4 separate regions of the Homo sapiens genome follow, and all the other regions are linked to region 3. A link is a contact called in ENCODE Hi-C or POLR2A ChIA-PET data. All regions are on one chromosome and are shown on one strand. Each heading gives the region's core, a stretch centred on a gene start or an enhancer-like site at or near the end of the contact. The rest is flanking DNA. Distances are from core to core; before and after follow the strand shown. Region 1 holds the start of TMED1 (transmembrane p24 trafficking protein 1). Region 2 holds the start of CARM1 (coactivator associated arginine methyltransferase 1). Region 3 holds the start of FBXL12 (F-box and leucine rich repeat protein 12). Region 4 holds the start of SMARCA4 (SWI/SNF related BAF chromatin remodeling complex subunit ATPase 4).

Region 1 (4,738 bases), core at 1,367-3,866, 1.0 Mb after region 3:
TACAAAAAATTAGCCAGGGGTGGTGATGTGCAACTGCAATCCCAGCTACTCAGGAGGCTGAAGCAAGATTACACCTGTAATCCAAACACAGGAGGATCACTTAAACCCAGGAGTTCAAGACCACCCTAGCCAACATGGTGAAACCTCGTCTCTACAGAAAACAAAAAATTAGGCATGGTGGTGCACACCCGTAGTCCCACTGAGGTGGCAGGATTGCTTGAGCCCAGGAGTTTGAGGCTGCAATGGGCTATGATCACACCACTGCACTCCAGCCTGAGTGACACAGCAAGACCTTGCCTCGCCGTAGCTCACACCTGTAATCCCAGAGCTTTGGGAAGCCAAGGCAGACAGATCCCCTGAGGTCAGGAGTTCGAGACCAGCCTGGCCAACATGGTGAAACCCTGTCTCTACTAAAAATACAAAAATTAGTCAGTCAGGCGTGGTGGCACAGCTATTCAGGAGGCTGAGGCAGGAGAATTGGCTGAACCTGGGAGGCAGAGGTTGCAGTGAGCTGAGATCGTGCCACTGCAATCCAGCCTGGGTGACCAAGAGAGATCTGTTAGAAAATAAATAAATAAGTAGTTAATTAAAATACTAATAAATGTACAGAACATATTTGCTTGTGGTTAAGAGCATAGTTGCTGAAACCAGCATGGGTTCAATACCAACTCTGCTAGTTGGTCTGTGTGGCCGTGAGTTGCTCAGCCATCTTGTATCTCACTTTCTCCACCTGTAAAATGGGGATGACTTGAGCACAGGGTCTGCTTCACAAGGTGGTTTGGAGATTTACGGTATGAGTTATTTATGATATGAGTTCCTTAAACCTTTACACCAGGGTTTATACCTAGAAATGAACTACTTTTTTTTTTTTTTTTTTTTTTGAGACGGAGTTTTGCTCTTATTGCCCAGGCTGGAGTGCAATGGTGCGATCTCGGCTCACTGCAACCTCTGCCTCCCAGGTTCAACTTCCACCTCCTGGGTTCAAGTCATTCTCTGGCCTCAGCCTCCTGAGTAGCTGGGATTACAGACGCCCGCCACCACACCCGGCTAATTTTTGTATTTTTAGTAGAGACGGGGTTTCACCATGTTGGCCAGGCTGGTCTCAAAACTCCTGACCTCAGGTGATCCACCCGCCTCAGCCTCCCAAAGTGCTGGGATTACAGGCGTGAGCCACCGTGCCCGGCCTGAAATGAACTACTTATTTTAAGAGCTGCTACTCTTACTATAATTCAGTTGGAGGGCACAACTACGGAGGGGAGGCTGGGTCAGCCCAAGGGGGGCACCCCAGGTGAATCCTAGAGATCTGGAAGGAGTGGCCCCAGCGCAGCCTGGACACACCTTGATGTCCTCCATTTTAACATCCAGCATCTCCTCGGGCTCCACAGCCTCTGCCCATCCTTCGACCTCCTCGTCATCCTGGAGGCTGTCAAAGATCAGTTCAAAGAACACCAGCTTCTCGGAGATGGTGCTGAAGGAGTTGTCAAAGCACAGCTTGTAGTCCCCGGCCTCCGTTGGCTCCACCCTGGGCAGACAGACACACAGACATGACCCAGGGTGGCCAGCCAGCCGACTCAGCGGGGCAGTCAGGGCGGTAACCTGAGGCCGCCTGGGAAGGGCAGGGCTGTAACTGAACCCAGGCAGGCATCAAGACTGAACTCACGTGTGTACCCCATCAGCCTTGCGGGACTCGCTGACCAACAGCACGCCCTGAGGGCTCTCCAGCGTGAAGTCCACGTCCAGTCCAGCACCTCCGATCACCTGGGGGGCAGGTAAGAGCGGGTGGAGGGCTAGCGGTAGGCCAAGGGCGCCTGCCGAAGAGGGCTACGGCTGAACCAACACTGATCAATACAGACCACCAAGGGCTTACCTGAACGGCGGCACACCCACACCCGCCCCAACCTGTCCCAGTGGCTGCGCCCCTTGCCTCCACCCTCATTGATATGACAGCTTGGGGTCCATACTTTCAGCTGACCACGCACCTACCAAAAGTACTTAATGGACGTTTACCTGACCACGCCCCTGGTTGGCTCCGCCTCCGAAAGAGGATAGGCCCAGCCTTTTTCCTTAGTCTAACCCCCGAGAAAGGCCTGTGTGGGCAACGCCCCCGCAGTTGACCTATCAGCACTATCGCCACGCCCACCAGCCAGAGTCCTGTCCTCTCAGAGGCTCCCTATACTTATCGATGGCCCCGCCCCCTCTGGATCTCTTACTCTAGCCCCGCCTGCTTCATTACTCCCTCCCCTTCCGCTCCCACACACCGTCCCCGCCCCATCTGTCCATCTCTTTCTAGCTCCGCCCCCGCGCTCCCAAGCACGGATTCCTCCCCCTTCCTCCTAAAGCGCGCCTCGCCTCGACCGCTTGGCCACGCCCCCTCTCCCTGACTCTGCTGGCCGCCCAGCCCGCGACCCTCTACCTGGTATTCGGTCTCGAGGCTTGCGTTGGCCGGCGCGGACTGGTAGAAACACTGCTTCCTCCCCGCCGGCAACAGGAACGTGAACTCACCGTCCTGGATTGGCGGGGGCCCCGCCCCTCCCACCTCCACTGGTGGCATTAGTAGCCACAAGGCCAGGGCTAGGGCCGCGCCGGCCGCCATCATCCGGGTCACCCTCTGGTCTGCAAAGGGGTCGCGGCTCCTTTAAGCGCTAGCCCTGCCCCGGTGCTACTCGGCGGAGCTCATTGGCAGTGGCTTCTGTATGTTGTCCGTAACCAGAGGTGCCAGGAGTGAAGGACCCCCCCACTAGAGGGCAGGCGGCCCGAATGAATGCCTGATGTGCCCAGAAACACTCAACCGTCTGGGAATATTTTTCTCAAAGGCTTCGGCTCTCTTCTCGGCCGCTGGTGGAGGAAAATTACAAAAATAAGTGCCATGATGGCGCATCTTTTGTAGGCAGTAGCTAAGACAACTAAAGTTACAGGCGGCAGGGTCCTTTTTAGTCACCTCCACGTGGTTTTCCCAGAGTGCGCCGCGCGTGACAACCTTTGGCGGGACCGACGTGGTGGAGTGGACCCAAAAATAGCGTCTAGGCGTGGCCCTGTACGCGACCCGTAGGGCTCGCCTATAAAAGGGCTGGGGCGGGGCGGAGATACCTGTGGCGTCGTGTTTTGCTTGCTCTGTGAGCGTGGTCCAGGTTCGACGCCTTTTGCGCCTTAGAGGCATCAGCGTATCAGTTTCCTCGTAAGTCGGGAGTGATGGAACGACCACCCTGTAGTGCGGCTGTGAGAATTGAGATGAGGCTTGGTTCATATTGAGTGCTCAGCTTTCCTGGCTTATAGACAGTGGAGGGGCGTGGCCCCACCATGCACCCCAAGGGTCTCAGACTCAAGGGCCAGCAGGTAAATAGAGCCATTACAGTAGCCTCGGGTCAGAAAAACGACAGCCCAGGTAGGAAGAGATAAGGACAGTGTGGGACTGGGAGCCACGTTGCCTGGTTCAGCTCCTGCCCCACCCATTACTTGAGGCATTCCCTCTGTTGAGCCTCAGTTTCCTCTTCTGCAAAATGGGGATAATAGGCCTACGCTACTGGGCTGTCTTTAGGATACGTGAAATGCTTGTTGAGTGCTTGCTTCCGCAGTGCGTGGGACATCACAGGCCCTCAGTAAATAATAATCTGTTATTTGGTTCCCGTCTAAACATAAACTGTGTACAGGGAGATGTTTAGTCTTCAAAGATAAACCCGGAAAAGGTTGGCAGGTGATGACAAAGATCCCTCAAATACAGCTGGCTGTTGTCAGCACTTTCCTGCATTTGGAGAATTTGGGGAAGTAGCTCTTTGTAATATCAGTTTGGTATTCCTTTTCACTCCAACTTTTTCTATCATTTACACTCACTGCTTGGACAATTTGAAGTAACAGTGGAGAACGGGTGACTCCTTTTCTTTTTTTTCTTTTTTTTTTTAATTTTTTTTTCCTTTTTTTTTTTTTTTTTTTTTGAGACAGAGTCTCCCTCTGTTGCCCAGGCTAGAGTGCAGTGGCGCGATCTCGACTCACTGCAACCTCCGTCTCCTGGGGTTCCAGCGATCCTCCTGCCTCAGCCTTCCGAGTAGCTGAGACTACAGGCACGTGCCACCACACCTGGCTAATTTTTTGTATTTTTAGTAGAGAGGGGGTTTCACCATGTTAGCCAGGATGGTCTCGATATCCTGACCTTCTGTTCCATCCACCTCGGCCTCCCAAAGTGCTGGGATTGTAGGCGTGAGCCACTGCACCCGGCCGGATTTTTTTTAGGACAGGGTCTTGCTCTGTTGCCCAGGCTGGGGTGCAGTGACGCCATCATGGCTCACTGCAATCTCTACCTCCTGGGCTCAAGTGATTCTCCCACCTCAGCCTCCTGAGTAGCTGGGACTACAGGTGTACACCTCCATGCCTAACTAATTTTTTGTAGACATGAGGTTTCCCTGTGTTGCCCAGGCTGGTTTCAAACTCCTGGGCTCAAGCCATCTGCCTGCTCCCTCACCCTCCCAAAGTGTTGGGATTACTAAAATTGATTTTTTTAAATACAGTAAAATTCACATTGCATAAAATTAACAATTTTAAGGCCGGGTGTGGTGGCTTACACCTGTAATCCCAACACTTTTGGAGGCCAAGGCAGGCGGATCATGAGGTCAGGAGATCGAGACTATCCTGGCTAACACAGTGAAACCCCGTCTCTACCAAAAATACAAAAAATTAGCCAGGCGTGGTGGCGGGTGCCTGTAGTCCCAGCTACTCTGGAGGCTGAGGCAGGAGAATGGTGTGAACC
Region 2 (4,837 bases), core at 1,270-3,769, 1.1 Mb after region 3:
CTGGTCCCCAGTTTAGCAGAGAGGAAGGCAGGAGAAGGGAAGACCAGGACAGGTGGGTGTGGGTGGGGGCGGGATGAGAGGAGACCTGCTGGGCTGGCAGAGTCTCAGGCTCAGAACATGGAGAAACCCTAGATCCTGAAACCCCAAATCACCCACTTCTGTGTTTCTTCTTACATGGACAAAGAAAACGATGCCAGAAGAAGACCCGGCCACCTTGGATGATCACTCAGGCACCACTGCCACCCCCAGCAACTCCAGGACCCGGAAGAGGCCCACTTCCACGTCCTCCTCGCCTGAGACCCCCGAATTCAGCACTTTCCGGGCCTGCCAGTGAGGCTGAGGACTGGGGGACCCCTCTGTCTCCAGGCATTCGGGGGCCTGAGGTCCCTCCAGCTACTTCTGGGGGGGCTCTGTCAGCCACTTTCTCAGGGAATTGGACAGAGGAAAGGAAGGGGAACCCTGGCCTTGGGATTTTCATCACAGAGGAGTGGGAGAGGGGACACAGGCATGGGCCTGGCACTATACAGACAACAGGAAGTTCCCCTCTCGACCTTCGGCTCCTCAGGACCACCAGAGAAGGAGATGTCAGGACCCCTTCTTGTCCCCCAGCTGGGCCATAAGACGTCCCAGGTCTCTGCACACCCGTGGAATTCCTCCCTTCCCCAGTGGGTTTTTGAGCATAGGGTGCCCTTGGGTGTGTTGTGTGTCTGCCTGCTGGCTTGCTTAAGTTATTAATTATAACACGGGTCAAGGTGTTCCCAGGCCTCTATGGAGTGGAATCCTTCAAGCTGGGGACCTCTGGATCCCATGGTTGGATGGCTGGGGGGTGGAGCGTGTCTGAATTCACCAAATTTGAAGCATCTCTCAAGGGCAGTCAGGGTGGTGTATGCGGAGCCTCCTGGGGGTGTGGGGAGTGCAGCAGTGCCATGCCAGGGTCTCTGCAACGGTACTTGCATTAGAGGGTTTAGGAGGTGGAATGACAGGGGCTACGGGTGAGGGACATGAAGGAGAATGAGGGCCCCTCGCAGTGGCTCACACCTATAATCCCAGCACTTTGGGAGGCCGAGGCAGGGGGTTGCTTGAGCCCAGGAGGTTGAGGCTGCAGTAAGCTATGATGGCACCACTGCACTCTAGCCTGGGCAACACAGTGAGACCCTGTCTCAAAAAACAAAAGGGGCCGGGCGCGGTGGCTCATGCCTGTAGGCCCAGCACTTTGGGATGCCGAGGCGGGCGGATCACCTGAAGTCAGGAGTTCAAGACCAGCCTGACCAACATGGTGAAACCTCGTCTCTACTAAAAATAAAAAATTAGCTGGGCGTGGTAGAGCATGCCTGTAGTCCCAGCTACTCGGGAGGCTGAGGCAGGAGAATCACTTGAACCCGGGAGGCGGAGGTTGCGGTGAGCTGAGATCGAGCCATTGCACTCCAGCCTGGGAGACAGAGCGAGACTCCGTCTCAAAGAAAAAAAAAAAAAAAAAAAAGGAATGAGGCGTAAATGAGGTCTAGGGAAGAGTTAAAGCTGGAGTGCTAGGAAGTGGCCCAAGCTCACTGGGTCGCCCAAAAGAGATGGGGCCACCCAAAATGAAGGGGGATGCAGAGAGAAGACGGGTTTGTGTGGCGGGAGAGGGGCCCTGCGCCGGGCCAGGCTGGACTCAGCATCGTTGGAGGAGGGGCTGAGAGAGGAGGGGGTCAAAGGATATCTTGTGCGAAAGGAGACAGTCAAACATTAAGGATTAAGAAGGCAATGTGGGCAGAGATGATGGGGAAGGGAGGAGGAGCGGTCGAATGTCGGGGAGGGGTCCTTTCAACCGGGCTCAGGTTGCTCCTGGAGGCCAGGGCTCATCGGAAATCGTCGGTGCGGGGGCGGTGGGGGGAAGGGTTGGGGGCGAGGCCCGGGCGCTGGCCACGCCCTTTCCCCCGCCCATTCCCCAGAGCGGGGCGGCTGACAAAGCGAGTCCGGGTGGGAGGGCGCGGGCAGGCACGGGGGCGGGGCCTCGTCGCGGCTGGGCCACGCCTCCCTGAGGGCTGCCTCACAAAGCCGGGCGGGCCCGGGGGGGTGGGGCCCAGTCTCAGGGGCGTGTCCAGGTCGGGGCAGGGAAGCCGCATCACGACGCGCGGCTGCTTGTGTGGGGCGGGGTACAGGGCGTGTCCACGCGGCCGAGCACCGCCCCCGCCGTCCCCGCACCGCCTCACTCGAAAGCAGCCGTTAATGAGGCGCCGGCCTGGGGGCGGGGCCCAGGCCTCCGAGGGGCGTGCCCGCGCGCCCGAGCACCGCCCCCGACGTACCCTCCCGCCCCGCAGTTCCCGGGCGGTGGAGCCACCTCACAAAGCGGCGACCGTTCTCGCGGGGCGGGGCGTAGCCGGTCCCGCCCCACGGGGTGCCCTCTCGTTCGCTCGCTAGCTCCCCGCGCCCAGGACGGCCGGCAGAGGGCGCTGCGCCACGGGGCCGGGCCGCGGCGACGGTGGCGGCGGCGGCGGCGAGGCGGCGCGTGGCCGGCAGGCGGCGCTGCCCGGCTCGGCCTCGGCCTGCACGGCGGCTGCGGCGGCGGTAGCGGCAGCGGCGGCGGCGGCGGCGGCGGCGGCGGCGGCGGCGGCGGCGGCGGCGGCAGCGGCGGCGGCCTGGGCCCGGGCGCAGCGGCGGCGGCGGCGGGGCCTGGAGCCGGATCTAAGATGGCAGCGGCGGCGGCGGCGGTGGGGCCGGGCGCGGGCGGCGCGGGGTCGGCGGTCCCGGGCGGCGCGGGGCCCTGCGCTACCGTGTCGGTGTTCCCCGGCGCCCGCCTCCTCACCATCGGCGACGCGAACGGCGAGATCCAGCGGCACGCGGAGCAGCAGGCGCTGCGCCTCGAGGTGCGCGCCGGCCCGGACTCGGCGGGCATCGCCCTCTACAGCCGTGAGTACGGGGCCCCGGGGCAGGCGCAGGGCCGGGGCTGCTCACGAGGCCGGCCCGGGGCGGGGGCCGGCGGGGAGGGGCCCTGAGCGCGGGGGCCTGGCGTGGGGTCCCCGGGACTGAGCCGGTGGCCTGCAGGGAGCGACCGTGGAGGGCCGGTGCCAGGGGACAGACAGAGAAAAGAGGGCGTGCGTGGTGGCCGGAGGGGCAAGGTGCCCAGAGTGAGCAAGGGAGCGCGAAATGGGGAGTGAAGGGCCTGAGATTTGGGAGGGGTGGGTGAGCAGGAAGTGGGGGGCTCTGAGTGGAAGGGGAATTTGGAGGACGCCAGGCGTGGTGGGCTTAAGCGTGGGGGAGGGAGGTCCGGGGTGCGGGAGAGGTGGGCGTCTCGGGGGCGGGCGTGGCCGCCTCTGCAGGGAGGAGGGTGGGGCGTGGGCGGCCCGGGATCCCTCTGGGGACCCCCTGGATAGCTCAGGACGGTTGGAAAGTGTTTGCTGGTCTGGGGCGCCCGCGAGTACCGAGTTCCACCGCTGTGCGAGGTGTGGCGTTCAGGACCCCCGAATGGGAAACTTCAGGATCTGGGGAGAGGGCCCATGCGGGGACGGTGGGAGCCGCAGGGTGAGCTCCTCGTGGAAACGTGGACGGGACGGGCCCCTTCCTGATGCCGGGCTTCGAAGTAAGAGCTAACAGCCTCCTCCCATCTTCTTTTGGGGGATGTGAGAAGCTGGTTACATTTTCCGAAGCTGCTTTCAAAACTGACATTTCACTGGGGGGAAAAGAAAATCACAAATGCGTTTGCCAGCACCCCCCACCCCCGCTCCCAGTCTTTGTAGTTCATTCTTCTTCTTGTTACTCCTTCTTATCTCTTCTCTTTGATTCCTTGTTCACATTTTGCTACTCTGTGTCATTTGGCTTTGTCTTTCAGGGCTTCTTGCACTGATGCCCTGGGGAACCCCTCAGGAGGCCTCTAGCTAGCTTGGGTCCTGTGTGAATTTTTTGCCACTTTGGAAACGGCCCGATTAAAGGAAAGCCCGAGGAGCAGTCCGTTCACACTGGGTTTTCCCTGCACCTCGACTTTGAAAACGTGGACTAAAGGAGTTGTGTCTGCTGTCCGAGGGTGCCGTCTCTTTTTGCTGGTGCAGAGCCTGGGTCTTCTTGGACCAGATGAGAGGGGAAGGAGGGTATTTCAGCGGGGGTTTCAGAGTTCAAGGCAGACACTCAGCTCAACAGAACCCCAGATCATAAGCAAAACCTATTCACTGGGCAAGCATTGGTAGCCAACTTTGTCCTGAACAGAACAAAGCGGGGCAGCGTTTCCAAAACTAGGGTCCCAGGGCTTATCCTCAAAGGAGTTCCAGGAGAGTTGGCTATCATTTTTAAGTAAACCTTTAAAAAATTTTTTTAGGACCAGGCGGGGTAGCTCAGCACTTTGGGAGGCTAAGCACTTTGGGAGGATCACTTGAGGTCAGGAGTTCGAGACCAGCCTGGCCAACATGGTGAAACCCCGTCTCTACTAAAAATACAAAACAGCGGGGTGTGGTGACATGTGCCTGTCCCAGCTACTCGGGAGGCAGAGGCAGGAGAATCACTTGAACCTGGGAGGCAGAGGTTGCAATGAGCTGAGATCGTGCCATTGCACTCCAGCCGGGGAGACAGAGTGAGACTCCATCTCAAAAAAAAAATTTTTTTTAGAACAATTTTAGTTTAGTTTTTTTTTTTTTTTTTTTTTTTTTTTTTTTTTGAGACAGAGTCTTGCTCGGTCCCCCAGGCTGAAGTGCAGTGGCTCAATCTCGGCTCACTGCAAGCTCTGCCACCTGGGTTCACGCCATTCTCCTGCCTCAGCCTCCCGAGTAGCTGGGACTACAGGCGCCTGCCGCCATGCCCGGCTAATTTTTTGTGTTTTTAGTAGAGACGGGGTTTCACCATGTTAGCCAGGATGGTCTTGATCTCCTGA
Region 3 (5,069 bases), core at 27-2,526:
CACTATAATTGTTTTTGGACACACACATATGAAGTAACGTAAAAGGAAGGGTGCAAATTCACTTTATAATAGCAATTATCTATGAAGACAGTTTCAAAAAGGGCAACAAATATATCTATAAATGTTTTGAGCCAGTTGCTGTGGCTCATGCCTGTAATCTGAACACTTTGGGAGGCTAAGTCGGGAGAATCACTTGAGCCCAGGAGTTCGAGACCAGCCTGGGCAGCATAGTGAGACTCCGTCTCTACAAAAAATAAAAAATTAGCAGGTGTAGTGGCGAGCGCCCGTGGTTCCAGCTACTCAGGAGGCTGATGCGAGAGGATCGCTTGAGCTTGGGAGGTCGAGGCTGCAATCGCACCACTGCACTCCAGCCTGAGCAGCAGAGCGAGACTCTGTCTCAAAAACAAAACAAAAACTTGATAACATAGTCATAAATTAGCATTTATCGAATGATAAATATGTGCCAGACTGTTCTAAGCCCTTTCCCTGCGTGATCTCAGTGAAGTCCCATAATAGCCCCGTGAGGCAGGTACTGTCCTTTATCCCCATTGCAGGGATGAGGAAATTGAGGCCCTGAGGTCGAAGAGGAGCTGGTAAGCGATGATGCCGAGATAGGCCCCGGATCGCCTGGCTCTAAATCCCCAGCCCGGGCCCCGACACACAGTCCCAGGGTGGGAGAGGTGGTCTTCGGGGTCCGGGCACCGCGACCGCGGCCCAGGCCCGCCCGGCCAGCTGCGCGTACCGTGTAGAGCGTCAGGTCGACATGTCGCCACAGCCACCGGTCGTCCACCAGCCTCTTCCAGCGGTGACAGACCCTGGGGGAGGGGACGCGCGGTTAGAACGACCCCAGCCCCGGGCCACATCGCATCTCCAGGTGCCAGCTGCGCCCTCCGCCCTGCCCTTCCCCCCGGAGGCGGGGCCGCACCTGGAGATGCGGATCCGGTCCCGTACCGGGAGGTAAGAGAAGATCTCGAGCAGGACCGAGTCCGGCAGTTCGACCAAAGTCGCCATGATCCCGCCGACACGCACTTCCGCTTCCGGTTAAAGAGACCCGAGGGGTCCTGGGGGCGCCGAGGCGGCTGACAGGGCGGCGGCCGCGACCTTCCCGTAGCCGGTCGAGAAATTTGACCTTCCTCTCGCTGGGAAGTGATTCGGTCCCAGGGCCGGACCAGCCGCGGATGGGGACCAGAAACCAGCCTGGAAAGCGTGGCTGAGGCAGTGAGAGGCTTGCGGGAGGTGGCTGAGGCGTGATTTGGCCGCGACTGGGAACTAAGACCAAGTCCAGAAGGCGGGGCTGGAGTGAGGCGAAGCTCGGAGGCGGGGCTAGAGACGAGGACCAAGTCCGGAAGGCGTGGCCGGGGTGGGGTGAGGATCGGAGGCGGGGCTAGAGACCAGGACCAAGTCCGGAAGGCGTGGCTGGGGTGGGGCGAGGATCGGAGGCGGGGCTAGAGACGGGGACCAAGTCCGGAAGGCGTGGCTGGGGAGGGGCGAGACCCGGGGACGGGGCTAGAGGCGAGGCCCAAGCCCGGAAGGCGTCGCTGGAGTTGGGCGAGGCTCAGGGGCGGAGCCAGAGAACGGAACCAAGTCCAGAAGGCGGGGCTGGGGCGCGGCTAGGGGGCGGGGCTAGAGACGAGGACCAAGTCCAGAAGGCGTGGCTGGGGTGGGGCGAGGATCAAGCCCGGAAGGCGCGGCTGGAGCGGGGCGAGGCCTAGGTGGGGCTGCAGACGAGAACCACGCCTTGGAGGCGTGGCTAGGGCGGGTAGAGGCTCGGACAACCGCTGGAAGGCGGGGCTGGGGCGGGGCGAGACCTTGGGGGCGGGGTTGACGACGAGGACCTAGCCGAGAGGTCGTGGTCTGGACGGAAACCAGGCTGCAGCAGGACCAGGCGCCAAGGGCGTGGCTGGGGAGCGATGGAGACGCTCGGAAGGTGGGGAGCGGGGGACGGAGACAGGGAGAAGACTACGCCATGAAGGCGTGGTTGAGGCGGGGCGAGGCCTGTGGGTCTGGCCCCGAGCGAATGGCTTGGTAGAGAGTCAGAGAACTCTATTTTTTTACTTAATGATGCTTCTTGATGTCTATGCACAAGGATAAATTTGTATTACTGGAATATCGTGGCCAAAGGACCTGTTGAATTTTTCACTTTCATTGATACTACAGATATTTTCTGAATTGGCAAGTCCACCAAGAAACTATAAAAATGTGTGTGTGCAATGGCTGCACACAGCAGCTTCCTTGGTAGTGTACGCAGCCTGTTGGTTGTATGGGTTGCTCTAAGGGACCTTGGAGACAGGCCTTTCCGATGGATGTTCATGTTTCTAACCTTGCACTACCACAATGTAGGCTCCAAACAGGCATGTGAGGTGCCTTTGGAAAGCCCCAGGGCACTGTGGCCAGGGTTGACATTGGCCAAGTTATCATGTCCATCCGCACCAAGCTGCAGAACAAGGAGCATGCGATTGAGGCCTTGCGCAGGGCCAAGTTCAAGTTTCCTGGCCGCCAGAAGATCTACATCTCAAAGAAGTGGGGCTTCACCAAGTTCAATGCTGATGAATTTGAAGACATGGTGGCTGAGAAGCGGCTCATCCCAGATGGCTGTGGGGTCAAGTACATCCCCAATCGTGGCCCTCTGGACAAGTGGCTGGCCCTGCACTCATGAGGGCTTCCAATGTGCTGCCCCCCCTATTAATACTCACCAATAAATTCTACTTCCTGTCCAAAAAAAAAAATGTGTGTGTGTGTGTGTGTGTGTGTGTGTGTATATATATATATATATATATATACACACACACACACACACGCACGCCTCCTGAAGCCAGGAGGCGGAGATTGCAGTGACCTGAGATCGCGCCACCACACTCCAGCCTGAGTGACAGAGCGAAACTCCGTCTCAAAAAAAAAAAAAAAGAATATGAAAGAGATTGTGGAGGTTGCAGTGAGCCCAGATCGCGCCACTGCACTCCAGCCTGTGCGACGGGTGCGAGACTCCATCTCAAAAAAAAAAAAAAATCATGTTACTGCAAAGGACATGATTTCATTATCTTTTTTTTTTTTTAAATTTGGGACAGGGTCTCTCTCTGTCACCCAGTCTGGAGTGCAGTGGCGAAATTATAGCTCACTGCAGCCTTAACCTCTGGGGCTCAAGTGATCCGATCCTTCCACCTCAGTCTCCCGAGTAGCTGGGACTGTAGGCACATGCCAACACGCCCGGCTAATTTTTGTTTTGTTTTTTGAGATGAAGTCTTGCTGCATCACCCAGGCTGGAGTGCAGTGGCACAATCTCGGCTCACTGCAACCTCCGCCTCCCAGGTTCAAGTGATTCTCCTGCCTCAGCCTCCCGAGTAGCTGGGACTACAGGCGCCCGCCACCATGTCCGGCTAATTTTTATGTTTTTAGTAGAGATCAGGTTTCACTATATTGGCCAGGCTGGTCTCAAACTTCTGACCTCAGGTGATCCACCTGCCTCAGCTTCCCAGAATGCTGGGATTACAGGTGTGAGCCACTGCGCCCGGCTAATTTTTGTATTTTTTTCTAGAGCCGGGGTTTTGCCATGTTGCTCAGGCTGGTCTTGAACTCCTGGGCTCAAGTTCTTCCTGCCTCAGCCTCCCAAAGTACTAGGATTACAGGCGTGAGCCACCACGCCCAGCTGATTGCATTTTTTTTATGGCTGCATTACGTGTGTCTTCTTGGCTTGTTGCCCTCCTATATCAGACTGAATTCTGGGGTGGCAGGTGGGACTTGTGCACCCCGGCCCTGCTGAGGTGCTCAGGTAATGGGGGGAGGAAACTCCTATGCCCCTCCCTCCACCCCTAAGATTATTTCCCTTCTTGTGAACTCTGGCAGGGGAAGGGGAGTGCCTCTAAGTTTGGCAGAACCCAGGTGTCCCTTCCCTGCCATCCCTACTCAGTTACAGGGGGTTCCTGCACCACCAGCATACAGGGCTGGAGAGAGGGAAGTAGTCAGGTGAGAGCAAAAGAAACCCACATACAAGCTCCTTCCTCTGGGCCAGGAACCCAAGAAGCAAGGGGGGAGAAGAAGCCTCCCCAGCTTGCTCCTTGGGTCTTGACCCAAAACTCTACCTCCTGGGAAGTATCCACCTCCCCCAAGGAAAAGCGGCTGTGAGAACAGCAGATCTTCCTACAGCAGGCTAGGTCTCCATGTGCAACCACAGCAGTGAGCCTTCACCAACACCTTGTGGTAGCTCTGATGAATACGTAAGTTAAATATTAAAGACCTGGAAAAACTGGGGCCTTCGAGCAAGGGCTAGAAGGTAAAACAAAGTCCTTAAGACCCTGCCTGGGTTTTCTCAGAACTTAAGAGTTCAGTTAAAATAATGGAGGCATTCTTACATACCTCGTAAACCTTGTACCAGGATCCACTTTATTTTTTAAAATTTACTTTCTTTTCTTTATTATTTTGAGACAGAGTTTCGCTCTTGTTGCCCAGGCTGGAGTGCAGTGGCACGATCTCGGCTCACTGCAACCTCCACCTCCCGGGTTCAAGCCATTCTCCTGCCTCAGCCTCCCGAGTTGCTGGGATTTAAGGCATGCGCCACCATGCCCAGCTAATTTTGTATTTTTAGTAGAGATGGGGTTTCACCATGTTGGTCAGACTGGTTTCGAACTCCTGACCTCAGGTGATAGCTGATCCGCCCACCTCGGCCTCCCAAAGTGGTGGGATTACAGGTGTGAGCCACTGTGCCCAGCCTTTTTTTTTTTTTTGAGAGAGTCCGACTCTGTCCCCCAGGCTGGAGTGTAGTGGTGTGATCTCGGCTCACTGCAACCTTTGCCTCCTGAGTTCAAGTGATTCTCCTGCCTCAGCCTCCCAGGTAGCTGAAACTACAGGTATGTGCCACCACACCTGGTTAATTTTTGTATTTTTAGTAGAGACAGGGTTTTGCCATGTTGCCCAGGCTGGTCTTGAACTCCTGACTTCAGGTGATCTACCACCTTGGTCTCCCAGTGTTGGGATTACAGGTGTGATGTAATGGCACCCGGCCCCATTTTCCTCTTCTCTCAGCAGCACTTCCCATCCCTTTCCCAACTCCTCGCCCCACAGCTCAGCACCAAGAC
Region 4 (5,250 bases), core at 173-2,672, 1.1 Mb after region 3:
CCTCACTCCAGCCTGGGCAATGGAGTAAGACTCCGTCTCAAAACAAACAAACAAACAAACAAACAAACAAACAAACACACAAAAAAGAAAACACACAGAAGAGGCCAAGAGGCTCAGGGCCTTCACTCTCGGAGGAAGGTTTCTCTCTTTCACCACCAGCCTGTATGCATTCAAACGTGTTCTTTGCAACGACGACTTCCGTGGCTGCCCTATTTAAAATGTCCATGATCCTCCCAGTGTTCACCTCACACTGTACTATTTATTTTTTTTGAGACGGAATTTCACTCTTGTTGCCCAGGCTGGAGTGCAATAGTACGATCTCGGCTCACTACAATCTCCACCTCCTGGGCTCAAGCGATTCTCCTGCCTCAGCCTCCCGAGTAGCTGTGACTACAGGCGTGTGCCACCACGCCCGGCTAATTTTTTGTATTTTTAGTAAAGACGGGGTTTCACCGTGTTAGCCAGGATAGTCTCATCTCCTGACCTCATGATCCACCAGCCTAGGCCTCCCTAAGTGCTGGGATTACAGGCATGAGCTACCGCGCCCGGCTAATTTTTGTATTTTTAATAGAGACGGGTTTCACCATGGTGGTCAGGCTCGTTTCTAACTCCCGACCTCAGGTGATCCGGCCGCCTCGGCCTCCCAAAGTGCTGGATTACAGGCGTGAGCCACCAAGTCCGGCCTCTCATACTGCACTATTTTGCTTATTAATCTTGCTTCTTGTCCTCCTTCCCCACTAGACCGAGGGCTCCACGGCGGCTGGGACACAGTAGCAGATCAATAAATATTTGCTAAGCTAATTAATGGCACTTGGGAAGTTTTGCAGAGAAGGCGGCCACGGTCGGGCCCCGCCTTGCCTCCCCAAATAGGCCTCGCCGCCCCAGGTCAGGGATCAAAGCGGTTCCCAGGCGCGCCCTTGGCCCGCGGGAAACCACTGCCCGGTCTTGGTCCAGGCGGCCCGTCCTACGGTCCAGGGTTCCTATTTCCGAGCCTCAGGGACCTCCTTTCCCCACGGACCCCACGGCCACCGGGATCCCATTCTCCAGTTGCCCCATCGTCACCGCGGCCGCCGCCACCGCCGCCGCAGTGGCGTCCGCTCTGCGCATGCTCCGGGGCGTCAAGACGCGAGGCGTGCAGAAGGCGAAGCGTGCGCAGGCGCGGGGCCATCGCGGCCCGAGTGGGGCGGTGCATCGGACGCGCGTGCTTCCTCCGGGCCACGCCCACCCCCGTCCGCCCAGGGACGGGCGCGCACGCGCGCCGGGAGCGGAAGGGCGGGCTGGCGCGCGCACGAGGCCGGGCAGGCGGCGGAAGCTGGAGAGGCCGCCGCGGTGCTGAGGGGGAGGGGAGCCGGCGAGCGCGCGCGCAGCGGGGGCGCGGGTGGCGCGCGTGTGTGTGAAGGGGGGGCGGTGGCCGAGGCGGGCGGGCGCGCGCGCGAGGCTTCCCCTCGTTTGGCGGCGGCGGCGGCTTCTTTGTTTCGTGAAGAGAAGCGAGACGCCCATTCTGCCCCCGGCCCCGCGCGGAGGGGCGGGGGAGGCGCCGGGAAGTCGACGGCGCCGGCGGCTCCTGGTAAGGAACGCGGGCCGCGGGGGCAGCGCGGCGCGGGGCCGGGGAGGGCGGTTTGAATGGAGCCGGGGCGCCGAGGGGGGAGGGGGCTGCCGGCGCGCCCTGTGCGGGGCCGGGGTACGGCGGCGCCCGAGGGTCAAGAAGCCCAGCCGGCAGCCGCGCGCGTGGGGAAGGCCACAGTGTCGCGAGGCCGTGGCAGCGGCGGCCCCCGCGGAGCGGCGGGGTGGGTGGGGGGCCCGGGCCGCGTGGAGGCCGCGCGATCCTCTCCGCGCGCGCTCTCGCCGGGGTCGCCGGACAAAGCTCGCCCCCCTCGCCCGGCACCCCTACAGTCGCCCTCCCAATTACAGCGGCTGCAACAATAGGCAGGCGTTGGGGCTTTTCTGGCTGCGTGGTAACGGGTCCGACCCGAATGTTGCGTTTTTGGCGAAGCTGCGATCGGGGCTCAGCCAAACCTCCAGATATGTCCGGCGTCGGCCGGACACGGGCATTAGCGGTCCCCTTGGGCTAGCCGACCTCAAATTGTCTTAAAAACGTGTCATTCCAGATTTTCAAGGAAAGGTAAAGGACTCCCCCGATGCCTTGCAGTTAGTGACTTCAAAATGTTTGCCCGAATTGGGGTTGGGGATGGGGTCGGCGGCAAGTAGGGGAGCACGGAGGAAATCCTTTGCTGTGTAAAAGCATTGCTTTTCTTTTGCATCCTTTTTTCTCCTTCCCAATTGGTTTTTCAGATTAAGGCTTTTATTTTCAACGTGGACCTTTTGGGCGAGTGTTTTGTCCCGATCTTGAAGATACCAGTCTTGATTTTTTTTTTTTTTTTTTTTGGTCAGTGACTCCTTGGGGAAAGTAGCAAGGGAATAAGCGGAAAAGCCGCTTCGCAGGAATTTGAAGCAAGTTTTCAGTTTGGATTGATAGGCTGCATTCAAGCTTGATTCCTGGTGCTGTCAGTCACTTAGCACACTGTCACTTTAGGGAAGTGGCTTAACCTCTCTGAACCTCTTAGTTTTCCTCCTTTGTGAAAGCTCCTTTGTGAAAGGGGGTAATCTCCCAAATGGAATTGGTGAAAGCCTGTAAAATGGTTCCTCGCAAGCGGGAAGCACTATTGTAATTGTCTGGTCCAATCTCCCTCATTGTTCAGCAGATAACTTCTTGAGGCCCTACTAAGTGTTGGATGGTCGGGGGTTGGATCCTGGAGCCTCTGCAGTCTTGGAGGGGAGCGGGTGGTAAATGTGGGAACAAACTCTCTTGGCCTATCGTTTATTGCTCTGAACCTGCACTGTGAGAGGGACACAGCGGACAGGCAGGGGATCGGTGGTAGCCAGAGATCACGGGGGCTGCTTGGAAGAGGGGGCCTCAAAATCAGGGAGGGTGTGTAGGATTGTATTTTGTTTTTGAGGCAGAGTCTTGCCTGTCGCCCAGGCTGGAGTTCAGAGTCCCAATCTCCGCTCACTGTAACCTCCGCCTCCTGGGTTCAAGCGATTCTCCTGCCTCAGCCTCCTGAGTAGCTGGGACTACAGGCGCCCGCCACCACGCCTGGCTAATTTTTGTATTTTTAGTAGATATGGGGTTTTACCATGTTGGCCAGGCTGGTCTCAAACTCCTGACTTAAGGTGATCCACCCACCTCGGCCTCCCAAAGTGCTAGGACTACATGTGTGAGCCACTGCGCCAGGATTGTATTTTGACTTTCCCTGGCCACCTCGGACTAGCCATTGTTCCCCTCAGCTACATTCATACATCAACTTGGTCCTTTCCGGTGTAGCTGTCACCCCCAGCACCGTGAGAGCTGGGGTTGTGTCTGCCTGGCTGGCCCCACAGTACCCTGGGCCTGACACATAGTAGGTCTTTAGCGAACTTATGTGGATTGAATGAGGGGGTCCTGTGGAAGATCGCGTGACCATCTGTGTAAAAGGCTTGGTGCAGGGCCAGGTGCAGTGGCTCATACCTGAAATCCCAGCACTTGGGGAGGCTGAGGCGGGAAAATTGCTTGAACCCGGGAGTTTGAGACTAACCTGGGCAACATAGTGAGACCTCATCTCTACAAAAAATACAAAAATTAGCCGAGTGTGGTGGCATGCACCGGTGGTCCCAACTACTCAGGAGGCTGAGGTAGGAGGACTGCTTGAGCCAGAGAGGTGGAGGCTGCAGTGAGCCATTCTTGTGCCCCTGCATTCCAGCCTGTGCACCAGAGTAAGACTGTCTCAAAAAAAAAAAAAAAAAAAAAGAAAAAGAAAGCTTGGTGCAGGACTGGGGGTGGATTGTAAGGGATACAGGTTAGTTGTTTGAACAGTTTTTGCACTTTCCAAGCCATTGTTTCCTGAACCTCAGTTGTCCTCATCTCCCCTACAAAGTGTGGGGTGGTGGTTAGCGTGGGGTGGTGGTAAGGAGTACTCATTCTGGAATCAGACCTCCTGAATTCACACCCAGCTCTCTAAATCGTAGCTTAACCTCAAGCGAGGCGCTTAGCAGTAGGGCCCCCCACTTGTGAAACAGGTAGGACGAGGATGCCCGAAACTTCACAGGCTTCTTGTGAGGGTTGAATGAGGTCACATGGGAAGCCGCTAACACACTGCTGCACCTGATGCGTAGTGAACACTTGATTTTTTTTTTTTTTTTGAGACGGAGTCTCGCTCTGTCATCCGGGCTGGAGTGCAATGCCCCTGTAGTCCCAAGCTCCTTGAGAGGCTGGGGCAGGAGGTACAGGCTGCAGTGGACCATGATTGAGCCACTGCACTCCAGCCTGGGTGACGAAGCGAGACCCTGTCTAAAAAAAGGAATAAAAATTAATTCATGCATAGTTAGGAAAGTAATAAATGGTTTTGCATGGGCCACCTAAAATCATTTTGTGTCCAGCCCTTTAGGAGACGTAAATGTTGATCGTGCAGGCTTTTGAGCAGGGGAGGTGATGTCATCAGAATTGTGATATAGGGCAGTGCAGTGGTCTCTAAACTTCTTGTCAGTGAGGAGCATTCCAACATATGTGTATTTATTTACAATTTATTTGTGTACCTTTGCTTCTCCTTGGGAACCCTCAAAACACCAGGAGATAACCTTAGACCATTCCATGTTTTGGCTGTTTGTGGGAGGTGGGAGCATGGGAGGGACTAGGGTTTTGGGCAGATGTCTGGTGGAACTTTCTTTCTTTCTTTCTTTTTTTTTTGAGACGGAATCTTACTCTTGTTGCCCAGGCTGGAGTGCAATGGCACGATCTCGTCTCACTGCAACCTCTGCCTCCCGGGTTCAAGCGATTCTTCTGACTCAGCCTCCTGAGTAGCTGGGATCACAGGTGTGCACCACCACACCTGGCTAAGTTTTGTATTTTTAGTAGAGATGGGATTTCATCATGTTGGCCAAGCTGGTCTTGAACTCCTGACCTCAACTGATCCACCCACCTTGGCCCTTGGCCTCCCAAAGTACTGGGATTACAAGTATGAGCCACCGCGCCCGGCCTCTTTTTTTTTTTTTCTTATGAGACAGAGTCATTCTGTCGCCCAGGCTGGAGTGCAGTGGTGCGATCTTGACTCACTGCAACCTCCGCCTCCTGGTCTCAAGCGATTCTCATGCCTCAGCCTCTGGAGTGGATGGGACTAAGGACGTGCACCACCATGCCCAGCTAATTTTTGTATTTTAGTAGAGACCGGGTTTCACCATGTTGGCCAGAACTCCTGGTCTCGAACTCCTGGCCTCCTG

What was found. A loop is a pair of places that touch in the nucleus more often than their neighbours do. ChIA-PET counts read pairs that join two places held with the same protein, here RNA polymerase II (POLR2A). Pooled maps may share reads with other maps.
Region 1: a map of B cell shows a loop between it and region 3 (19-fold over the local background). The contact joins the promoter of TMED1 here to the promoter of FBXL12 in region 3. A Hi-C loop is called at or near these places in 2 of 168 maps with a recorded cell type or tissue (B cell and naive thymus-derived CD4-positive, alpha-beta T cell) and 6 of 50 pooled maps. POLR2A ChIA-PET finds 5 or more read pairs at or near these places in 4 of 52 experiments (B cell, OCI-LY7, WTC11 and 1 more).
Region 2: a loop to region 3 is called in a map of naive thymus-derived CD4-positive, alpha-beta T cell, with 29 times the contacts of the local background. The contact joins the promoter of CARM1 here to the promoter of FBXL12 in region 3. A Hi-C loop is called at or near these places in 2 of 168 maps with a recorded cell type or tissue (both naive thymus-derived CD4-positive, alpha-beta T cell), 1 of 37 single-sample maps with no recorded cell type and 9 of 50 pooled maps. POLR2A ChIA-PET finds 5 or more read pairs at or near these places in 2 of 52 experiments (AG04449 and GM12878).
Region 4: a pooled map shows a loop between it and region 3 (14-fold over the local background). The contact joins the promoter of SMARCA4 here to the promoter of FBXL12 in region 3. A Hi-C loop is called at or near these places in 8 of 50 pooled maps. POLR2A ChIA-PET finds 5 or more read pairs at or near these places in 3 of 52 experiments (K562, activated CD4-positive, alpha-beta T cell and activated T-cell).

The regions. Positions count from the first base shown.
Region 1 is chr19:10,833,596-10,838,333 of GRCh38, forward strand. It overlaps TMED1 (transmembrane p24 trafficking protein 1), which reads right to left and starts at 2,617. Exons shown (of 4, transcript NM_006858.4): 1 at 2,414-2,617; 2 at 1,661-1,758; 3 at 1,339-1,522. The coding sequence starts at 2,596. It also overlaps a transcript of C19orf38 not described here. RefSeq lists enhancers at 1,115-1,752, 2,390-3,026, 2,792-2,891.
Region 2 is chr19:10,869,034-10,873,870 of GRCh38, forward strand. It overlaps CARM1 (coactivator associated arginine methyltransferase 1), which reads left to right and starts at 2,520. Exons shown (of 16, transcript NM_199141.2): 1 at 2,520-2,889. The coding sequence starts at 2,670. C19orf38 (chromosome 19 open reading frame 38) reads left to right here. Exons shown (of 7, transcript NM_001136482.3): 7 at 185-757. The coding sequence ends at 334. RefSeq lists silencers at 1,780-2,569, 2,700-2,749, 2,840-3,049 and enhancers at 3,790-3,969, 4,610-4,729.
Region 3 is chr19:9,817,803-9,822,871 of GRCh38, forward strand. FBXL12 (F-box and leucine rich repeat protein 12) reads right to left here and starts at 1,277. Exons shown (of 3, transcript NM_017703.3): 1 at 926-1,277; 2 at 743-815. The coding sequence starts at 1,011. LOC124900430 (small nucleolar RNA SNORA70) reads left to right here and starts at 2,152; the gene lies at 2,152-2,292. It also overlaps the pseudogene RPL10P15. RefSeq lists silencers at 769-928, 1,379-1,468, 1,689-1,838.
Region 4 is chr19:10,959,608-10,964,857 of GRCh38, forward strand. It overlaps SMARCA4 (SWI/SNF related BAF chromatin remodeling complex subunit ATPase 4), which reads left to right and starts at 1,423. Exons shown (of 35, transcript NM_003072.5): 1 at 1,423-1,567. RefSeq lists silencers at 1,151-1,570, 1,621-1,680, 1,731-1,790 and an enhancer at 4,308-4,437.